Regions from separate parts of the Homo sapiens genome. Here region 1 is linked to region 2. A link is a contact called in ENCODE Hi-C or POLR2A ChIA-PET data. All regions are on one chromosome and are shown on one strand. Each heading gives the region's core, a stretch centred on a gene start or an enhancer-like site at or near the end of the contact. The rest is flanking DNA. Distances are from core to core; before and after follow the strand shown.

What was found. Hi-C counts contacts between places; a loop is a spot of excess contacts on that map. ChIA-PET counts read pairs that join two places held with the same protein, here RNA polymerase II (POLR2A). Pooled maps may share reads with other maps.
Region 1: a pooled map shows a loop between it and region 2 (2.4-fold over the local background). The contact joins two enhancer-like sites. A Hi-C loop is called at or near these places in 1 of 168 maps with a recorded cell type or tissue (Right ventricle myocardium inferior), 2 of 37 single-sample maps with no recorded cell type and 1 of 50 pooled maps. POLR2A ChIA-PET finds 5 or more read pairs at or near these places in 1 of 52 experiments (T-cell).

The regions. Positions count from the first base shown.
Region 1 is chr18:24,006,255-24,011,125 of GRCh38, forward strand. It overlaps TTC39C-AS1 (TTC39C antisense RNA 1), which reads right to left. Exons shown (of 6, transcript NR_110796.1): 3 at 113-232. It also overlaps a transcript of TTC39C not described here. Among named protein-coding and RNA genes, the nearest start is that of TTC39C, 6.1 kb to the right of the region's middle. RefSeq lists an enhancer at 3,746-3,875. Within about 2 kb of position 3,562, at least 7 of the 41 ENCODE cell types and tissues checked have a DNase peak (open chromatin) inside an H3K27ac peak, as active enhancers do.
Region 2 is chr18:23,486,315-23,491,265 of GRCh38, forward strand. No RefSeq gene overlaps it. Among named protein-coding and RNA genes, the nearest start is that of RMC1, 15 kb to the right of the region's middle. RefSeq lists an enhancer at 1,929-2,098. Within about 2 kb of position 2,102, at least 19 of the 41 ENCODE cell types and tissues checked have a DNase peak (open chromatin) inside an H3K27ac peak, as active enhancers do.

The DNA of each region.
Region 1 (4,871 bases), core at 2,312-4,811, 520 kb after region 2:
CACCCACCGTGGCCTCCCAAAGTGTAGGCATTAGCCACCATGCTCAGCCCAAATTTTTAAAAACAAATAAACAATATTATACACTGTAGCAGTTATTTTCTCCTTTACATACCTTAGGAGACTACAGATGCTTTCTTTAAGGTATTATTTTCATCTTTCTAATTTACCTCCTGCAATTGTCTTCAAAAATTTGTTCACATCGTTTTAAGTATCTTCGGTTGGGGTAGATCATCTTTTGAAGATGGACGTGAAAGTAATCAAAAACAGTGATTATCTGTCTTCATTGACCAGCAGAGGAATACAAACTGGTTAATGCTATCGGGGCGGGGGCGGGTGGGGGGGAGACGGCGATCAAAAAACCAAGGATTAACTGTAAATTAGTGAGACAGGCGATCTACTGTGGCCCATATCTGAACTCTAAAGGTGTAAAGAATGAACAAATTAATAAAAACATCAGTAATTATCAATGCATAAGATATAAGTTTGTTATAATCATCTAGGGAGATAGTGTTAAATCAGTCCAGGAATAAATGGATTCTGACAAACTTGGCACCAAGGTCTACTATGACACTTACCATATTGTGCTATGAATGTGTATCTGGCTACGTGTCTCATCAGGATGAGCTTCTCTAGGGCAGGGGCCTTGTCATATTTGCCTAAATATTGCCAGCACTTACCCCTGTTGCTGACACAGTCGGAGCACCCAGTGAGTATACTACGAAAAACCAGAGTATCAGGCTCATGAGCTCTAGGCTGTGCATAAAGGAGATACCTGTTATGAATTACTTGCAGATAGAAAACTTTTTCTTCAACAGGTTCCTTAAGTTACTTTAGGGGAATTCCGTGGCACAGAGTTCTGGGTTGAGACACACGGATTGCTAAGTAACCCCAGAGCAAAACATAAGTGACTTACCAACAAGGAATTATTTTATATTAGCAATGCATATGTCCTTGTAAACAAGAGCTGACTGCAAAACATGTTGGACACACAGAACATAGAGGTGCATTTTAAAACTCTTCATACCAAATATTATCTATTTCTTTGTCCAAAATAATACTTAGGGATTATTAAAGCAGAAATAATTCAGGTCCAAATGAAGAACTCTAAAATGTAGATATTTTTACTATCTTTATTTATTTATTTTTGGAGATGGAATCTCACTCTGTTGCCCAGGCTGGAGTGCAGTGGCATGATCTCGGCTCGCTGCAACTTCTGCCTCCTGGGTTCAAGCGATTCTCCTGCCTCAGCCTCCTGATAAACTGGGATTACAGATGGGTGCCACCAGGCCTGGCTAGTTTTTGTATTTTTAGTAGAGACAGGGTTTCACCATGTTTGCCAGGCTGGTCTGGAACTTCTGACCTCAGGTGATCCACCCACCTCGGCCTCCCAAAGTGCTGGGATTACAGGCATGAGCCACCTCACCCAGACTATTTTATATTTTTATACATTCTGAAGAAAATCTGTACTTCTTCCTCATGCTGCATTAACAATAGTGAACATGTATTGTTTATATTCGAAACAGTTTAAATTAATCATCTCTATATGATGCAACTAGTTATTTAATTGCACAGACTTTATTTTAGCTGGGAATTTCAAGATACTGTTGACAAGTAAATATGTGAACAGAAGGACACACTGACTTTAATATCTGAAAATAAATTGTATAGGTTCTAATAATATCTTGGTATTACAGATTAACAAAGCATGTTCACGTGCCCACTATCTCATTTACTTGCCTTGAAGGTACTGATTATCTTCATATTATAAATGGGGAAATTGAGGCTGAAAGAGATGAAGTAAAATTGCCCCAAATCACAAAGTCAGTGCATTGCAGGACCAGAGTCATAACCCACGATTTAGACTCCTGGCCTAATCTCCTTTCCCCTCTGAGTCCAACTCATCCCCTCTGTAGCTCACCCTCACCATTCAACTTACAAACAGGTCATGAACACCTACTGCATGCTCTCGAATGTCCGAGGGAATCTGACTACACTTTAAGATTTGGAAACAAATCCACTCTGAGAAGCAAATGCCAATACTGCTGCTGCTTCCACCCAAAATAGATTCATATACTTTGTTAGATGAACCAAAAGGTATCTCCTTCTTCCTCCTGCAGTCAGGGGAGAAGCCTACTGATTGGAGAGAAGAGCTCGGACATGCCATTTGCCTTCTGTTTATGCAGGAAAAGATTAATACTACCTTAGCATAAGCCCAGGATTTTTAGTAGGAAACAAGGTAAAGTTACGTGAATAGAAGGAAAGTACCTTTCTTGTTTAGATAACAATGGGGAATCCAGATAGAAATTAGTCATAGTGCCACTGTTGGTTGGAGTGTAAATTAGTCCAACCATTGTGGAACGCAGTGTGGCCATTCCTCAAAGAGCTAAAAACAGAATTCCTATTCGACCCAGCATTCCCATTATTGGGTATATAACCAGGGAAATACAAATCGTTCTGTCATAAAGACGCATGTACACATGTCTTCGTAAAGACACATAATTCAACTGCAGCACTATTCACAGTAACAAAGACATGCAATCAAACTAAATGCCCATCAACTGTAGATGACATAAAGAAAATGTGGCACATATATACCGTGGAATACCACACAACCATAAAAAAGAATAAGATCATGTCCTTTGCAGGGACATGGATGGAGCTGGAGGACATCATCCTTAGCAAACTCACACAGGAGCAGAAAACCAAACACCACATGTTCTCACTTATAAGTGAGAGCTAAATGATGAGAACATATGGACACAAAGAGGGGAACCACAGACGCCAGGGTCTGCTTGAGGGTAGAGGCTGGGAAAAAGGAGAGGATCATAAAAAATAACTATTGGTCACTGGGCTTAGAACCTGGGTGATGAAATAATCTGTACAACAAACCCCTGTGACATGAGTTTACCTCTATAACAAACCTGGACATGTACCTCCAAACCTAAAATACCAGTTTAAAAAATTCTAGTGGAAAGATTTTTTTTGCTGTTAAACAATCCAGAGAAAACCCACCAGGGCACTGAATAGAACCTGCTACCATTTAACACTTCCCTTATCCATGGGACTGGAACTCATCTACTTTCCTCTCCAGGGACTCAGTAGACACATGTCTTGAAACCAGAGACGGCCTCTCCCTCTGCAGAACAAGTCAGTAGACAGACAAGAGAAGTAATGGACATTCACCCAAGGCTGCAAAATGTGCAAGTCATGAGGAGGGACCAAAGGAGAGGAAAACTTGATTATCTCTAAGGAAGAGGGAGGGATGGTAGATCCAGGGAACAGGGACTATCAATGAAAAGGAAGGAGATGGGTTAAAGGGAAGGGAGGCATAATGGGGAGAGAGAATGAAACTATCTGAAGACCAACAGAAGACCTGCAGTCACACTCAAAGACACACCCCAGTCAAGGGCTAGTGCAGGAGAGATCACTGCTTAAGCTTCCCAGGGGAGGAAAGCGGTGGAGGAGAGACAATGCCTTCTTCCCCAGTTTTGTCCCTGACTCTCTACAGCAGCAGAACAATGATCTCTAGTAAACACCTGCCTAAACCATTACTGCACTCCAGTGGCTATGTGGTTTATGAAAAGGCAGGTGAGGAGGCGTCCAACCCAAAGGGGGATGGTTTCCTGGCCCATGGTAACTGCTGTGGTTTCCCAGGGCAGCCATGAGTGTCCTCTCAGAGACACACATCCAACTGCAAAAACAGCCAGGTGAACCTCACTGGTCCACAACTATGTTCCCTTCCTTAGAGGCAAGTTAGTGATCCACCTATGAGCAGAAAAGGAAGGAACTTGCTGTATGGTTTGTTAAAAGAAAGACTTTAGATAAATTAACAGAGTTTAATTGAACAAAGAACAATTGGAGAATTGGGCAACTCCACCATCAGAATAGATTCAGAGCAACTGGCGCTGTCATGCGTCAGAGAGGATTTATGGACAGAAGAAAGTAAGTGACATAAAGAAAACAGAAGTGAGATACAGAAACAGTCAGGTTGTTTACAGCTCGGGGTCTGCCTTATTTGGCTACGGTTTGAACAGTTGGCTGCTGTGATTGGCTGAAACTCCGCTACTTGTTACAAGAGTTTGTTACAGTCTGTTTATGCATCCAGTTAGGCTACAGTTCACTATGTACGGAGAAATCTTTAGGCTAAAATACGTAAGAAGGCAGCTTTAGGCTAAACAATTTAATAGGTTTTACATAGCAACCCTTGACCTGATTTGCCTTCTAGTTAAAGGTAGTTAATTAAATCTTACTTCACCTTCAGTAGAAGAGCTGAATGGGTAAAGCTAGCACAACATAAAAATAGTGATATTAATTTCCCTACTCTCCTCCTTCTTAGAATTCCAAACATTTTGGGAACCTGTATTTATTTTGATGGATAATATGGATTTACAAAAAGATGCACAAAGGCATGACTGTTAGCATCACTGAAAAATGTAATACAACCAAAGTACACACAGTAAGGTTTTCTTGTGGTACTTTATTCTTCGAATGCATTTAAAGTATAATTCCAGGCCAGGCATGGGTGGCTCATGCCTGTAATCCCAGCACTCTAAGAGGCCGAGGTGGGCGGATCACCTGAGCTCAGGAGTTTGAGACCAGCTTGGACAACACAGCGAAACCCTATCTCTACAAAACATACGAAAATTAGCTGGGTGTGGTGACATGTGCCTGTAGTTCCAGCTACTCAGGAGGCTGAGGTAGGGGGATCACTTGAGCCTGGGAGGTGAAGGCTGCATTGAGCCATGATCTCGCCCCTGCATTCCAGCCTGGGTAAAGAGTGAGACCCTGTCTCAAGAAAAAAACCGAATGTAATTCCAAAAATTCAAAACATGTTCAGGAAGACAAGGGTAGGGTATGTTTGTTGATTGTCG
Region 2 (4,951 bases), core at 852-3,351:
TAAGGGATGGAAATCTCTGAAGGGGGAATGAGATAGGAAGATCACTGGGTGCTCGCAAGAGGATGGAAGAATCCACACAAGAGCTTAAACAAGAGCTAGGCAAAGAAACTGTGGGATAACAGAAAACCCAAAATCAGGAGGAGAAGGCTGGGTTTGGTGGCTCATGACTGTAATCCCAGCACTGTGGGAGGCTGAGGAGGGCAGATCACCTGAGGTCAGGAGTTCGAGACCAGCCTGTGCAATATGGTGAAACCCCTTCTCTACCAAAAATACAAAAAAAAAAAAAAAAAAATAGCTGGGCATGGTGGCATACGCCTATAGTCCAGCTACTCGGGAGGATCACCTGAGCCCAGGAGACAAAGGTTGCAGTGAGCCGAGATCACGCCACTGCACTCCAGCCTTGGCAACAGAGACAGGGTGACATGTCCATGACTCTTCAGTGCAAACCCAAATCAGGGAGAAAGGGGGTGGTACCTGGGGGTGTGGGACAGTGGGGGGTCCCTGAAATCCCCCCTCTTCCAAAATACCTAATGATTATTTCACCCCCTAATTAAAGAAACACCCATAAAATTAGAAACCCAAACTCCCTCTGTGTGACTCATTCTCACAAACATGCCTGCACTTCTCTCTTCAGTGCATACTATCACTTTGCAATAAAAGCTTTTTGCCTTTCCCTTCATTCTGACTTGTCCCTGAATTCTTTCTCGAAAAGGTGTCAAGAACCTGGAAACCAACTGGGGCGGGGGTCTTACCAGCATCTGCAGACCCTCCTGAAACTTCTGGAAACCATAGGGGGAAAAAAGCAGAAATCACCCACAGTACAAGACAATCACCATATACATTACTCCTGACACTTGTTATATACATATGTACATGCAAATGCAAATGTAGAAAGAAACATGCATTCAGGCCCGGCACGGTGGCTCACGCCTGTAATACCAGCACTTTGGGAGGCCGAGGCGTGTGGATCACCTGAGGTCAAAAGTTCAAGCCCAGCCTGGCCAACATGGCAAAACCCCATCTCTACTAAAAATACAAAAATTAGCTGGGCATGGTGGCAGGCACCTGTAATCCCAGCTACTTGGGAGGCTGAGGCAGGAGAATCACTTGAACCCGGGGGGTGGAGGTTGCAGTGAGCCGAGATCGCACCACTGCACTCCAGTCTGGACCACAGAGGGAAATTCCGTCTCAAAAAAAAAAAAAAGAAAGAAAAAGAAAGAAAGAAAGAAAGAAAGAAAGAAAGAAAGAAAGAAAGAAAGAAAGAAAGAAAGAAAAGAGAGAAAGAAAGATGCATTCAAACATAAAACACTTCTGAAATGAAAAAGCAGGTTCCAAAACAGTGATACGTAGTCAAGATTTGCCAGCAAATACATACTTTAGAAATAGCTCTTTGTAAATATTATTCATCCTCATTTTAAAACAAAAAGGACTTTAGAAAGTTTAAAGAACAAAGTAAAAGCCACCTGAAAACATGCCAAGTAGTGAGAGCCACTATACAAATTTGGCTACATATGCCTTCAGACATCTGTCATAGAGTCTAACAAAGACTATAAAACAAAAATTAAAGCAAACAAAACTCAGCAAAACAGAAAAGCGGAACTTAAAATAAAAATAAGAATAAAAATAAACAGAAAAGCCTATGTGTTGTTTTAGGTTTTAGAAACTGTCAGACGCACATTTTAAGCTGCTGTAAAAGGAAAACAAGCATGTCAAGTGCTTATCTTAAACACCAGGAGTTATATTGAGCTTTTTTGGTGGCTCCGGAAACACTGGCTCATAGTAAACTAAGAAAGGAGAAGAAAAACAAACTAATGAACTAAGCGCTGATTCAGTAACCCCAGCAGTGGGCAGGGCAGCCAGGTATCCATCAAGGGTAGAGCTGGCTCGAGGCTGCACTTAAGGTTTCCCCCTATTTTAGTTGACCTGTTCCTAGGTCAGAGTCCCCTCCAGGGCCCCAGGACTGCCTCTAGCAGGCTCTGTACCCCAGATTTTACTGTCCCAGTCCTGAATCTGCCTTAAAAAAAGTTTTAACAGCTTTTCAGCTTCTTAGCTTTCCTTTTCTGCTCAGTGTCTCAACCTCTCAGTCACCGCTTTCAAAGCAGCAAGTTCATTGTGGAACAAAGCGGCAGCAAATGTCAGCTTCCGGCGGGCTGAAGTGGCTCATGCCTGTAATCCCAGCACTGTGAGAGGCCGAAGCGGGTGGATCACGAGGTCAGGAGTTCAAGACCAGCCTGGCCAACATGGTGAAACGCCGTCTCTACTAAAGATACAAAAAATTAGCCAGGTGTGGTGGCAGGCGCCTGTAATCCCAGCTACTTGGGAGGCTGAGGCAGGAGAATCACTTGAATCCAGGAGGCGGTGGTTGCAGTGAGTCAAGATGGCACCATTGTACTCCAGTCTGGGCGACAGGGCAAGACTCCATCTCAAAAAAAAAAAAGTGAGCCTCCCTTCTCCAGGCTTCCCTCTCTACAGAATCACGGCTTCTCAGGTTCTAGCTGCCTTGTTCTCCAATGTCTTCACAAAAGGTAAAAGAACTGCCTTCACAATTAATGAAAACGAAGATCTTAATTAATTTGCTAATTGTTTTCTCATATTCTAATGTTTTCGGGTTCCACCTGTGCCAAAACTTGAGGATTCATGAGAAAATCTTTTATTTTGATTTTAATATTTTATTTTGATTTAGTTTATTTATTTATTATTTTTTGAGACGGAGTCTCACTCTGTCGCCCAGACTGGAGTGCAGTGGCGCAATCTTGGCTCACTGCAAGCTCCGCCTCCCGGGTTCAAGAGATTCTCCTGCCTCAGCCTCCCGAGTAGCTGGGATTACAGGCGCACGCCCCCACACCCGGCTAATTTTTGTATCTTTAGTAGAGACGGGGTTTTACCATGTTGGCCAGGATGGTCTCGATCTCTTGACCACAGGCGATCTGCCCGTTTCGGCCTCTCAAAGTGCTGGGATTACAGGCATGAGCCACCGTGCCTGGCCTTGACTTAGTTTATTAACAGTTCATATTCAGGTTTGAATTTCACAACTAACTAGTGGTCTCATGTGTTTGTCTGTGAACAGGTGTCAGTTTGGCTGAAAATAATCACGTGAGGGGTTTGCTCCCAAGCAAGGATGCCAGAATAGGGCCTAGGAATCTGAATTCTAAGAAATAGCACTGTTTTTTTCTTTCTTTTTTTTTTTTTTTGAGATGGAGTCTTGCTCTGTCACCCAGGCTGGAGTGCAATGGCTTGATCTCGGCTCACTGCAATTTCTGCCTCCTGAGTTCAAGTGATTCTCCTGCCCCAGCTTCCTGAGTAGCTGGGATTACAGGTGTGGGCCACTACACCAGGCTAATTTTTATATTTTTAGTAGAGATGGGGTTTCATATGTTGAACAGGCTGGTCTCAAACTCCTGACCTCAAGTGATCCACCCATCTTGGCTTCCCAAAGTGCTGGGTGTGAGCCACCGCACCCGGCCAGAAATAACATTTCTGATGCTCACTAAAGTCTGAGGGAGAAAAAAAAGGCATGACTAACCCTGAAATGCAATGAAAAAGAAAAAAAAAAAAGGCTGGGCGCAATGGCTCATGCCTGTAATCCCAGCACTCTGGAAGGCCGAGGCAGATGGATCACAAGGTCAGGAGATCAAGACCATCCTGGCTAACACGGTGAAACCCTGTCTCTACTAAAAATACAAAAAATTAGCTGGGCTTGGTGGCAGGCGCCTGTAGTCCCAGCTACTCTAGAGGCTGAGGCAGCAGAATGGCGTGAACCCGGGAGGTGGAGCTTGCAGTAAGCCAAGATTGCACCACTGCACTCCAGCCTGGGCGACAGAATGAGACTCCGTCTCAAAAAAAAAAAAAAAAAAAAAAAAAGCCCATTGCTTGCTTGTTGTTAACCCAATATTCATTTCTACCTTCTTCCCTACTAAAACCTCCAGTTTCTACAGGGCATGATATATTCACCTACAAACTTCATTTCCCAAACTCCCTTGCAGCTAGGGTGGCTACTAGACGCAATTTTGGCCAATAAGATGAAACAGAAGTCACTGGGTGAGAGCCTCTTAGAAAGTTCTTTTGCCCTTCACTCTTCCCCTTCTTCCTGCCTGGGGACTGTGGGCCCCGTCTGAGAAGCAAGCATCCATTTTGCAATTATGATGTGATGAGCATGAGTGGAAGTCACACTATAGGGATAGATGGGTAAGGGGAGCGAAAGGAGTGTGAATCCCTGAGGCATCATAGAACCTCAGTAACAGGCCTAGATGGATTGCCTGCAGACTTTTTATTCCTAGAGAAAAAATAAAGTCCTGTTTGGTTGTTACTGTGAGTTGGTATTTCTTGCAGTTACTTTCAGTGAATGTAATTCTAGCTGATACAATAGCTGGACAATCAAGACATGGAATAAGATGGAACCATAAAAGACCCAGAATAGCCAATGCTAGCCTAAGCAAAAAAAAAAAAACAAAACAAAACTGGGGGAATCACATTATCTGACTTCAAATTATACCACAGAGCTATAGTAACCAAAACAGCATGGTACTGGCATAAATACAGACACACAGACCAATGGAACAGAATAAGAACCCAGAAACAAATCCACACACCTCCTTTGACCTTTGTCAAAAATGAGTTCACACCAGTGAACTCATTACTAGTGAACTCATTTTTGACAAATGTGCCAAAAACATACACTGTGGAAAGGACAATCTCTTCAATAAATGGTGCTGGGAAAACTGGATATCCCTATGCAGAAGAATGAAACTATACCCCTATCTCTCACCAAATACAAAAATCAAATCAAAATGGACTAAAGACTTAAATCCAAGACCTCAAACTGTGAAACTACCACAAGAAAACATTGGGGAAAATCTCCAGGACATTAGTCTGGGTAAAAATTTCTTGAGTAATTCTCCAAAGGTAACCAAAGCAAAAATGGACAAATGGGATCACATCAAGTTAAAAAGCT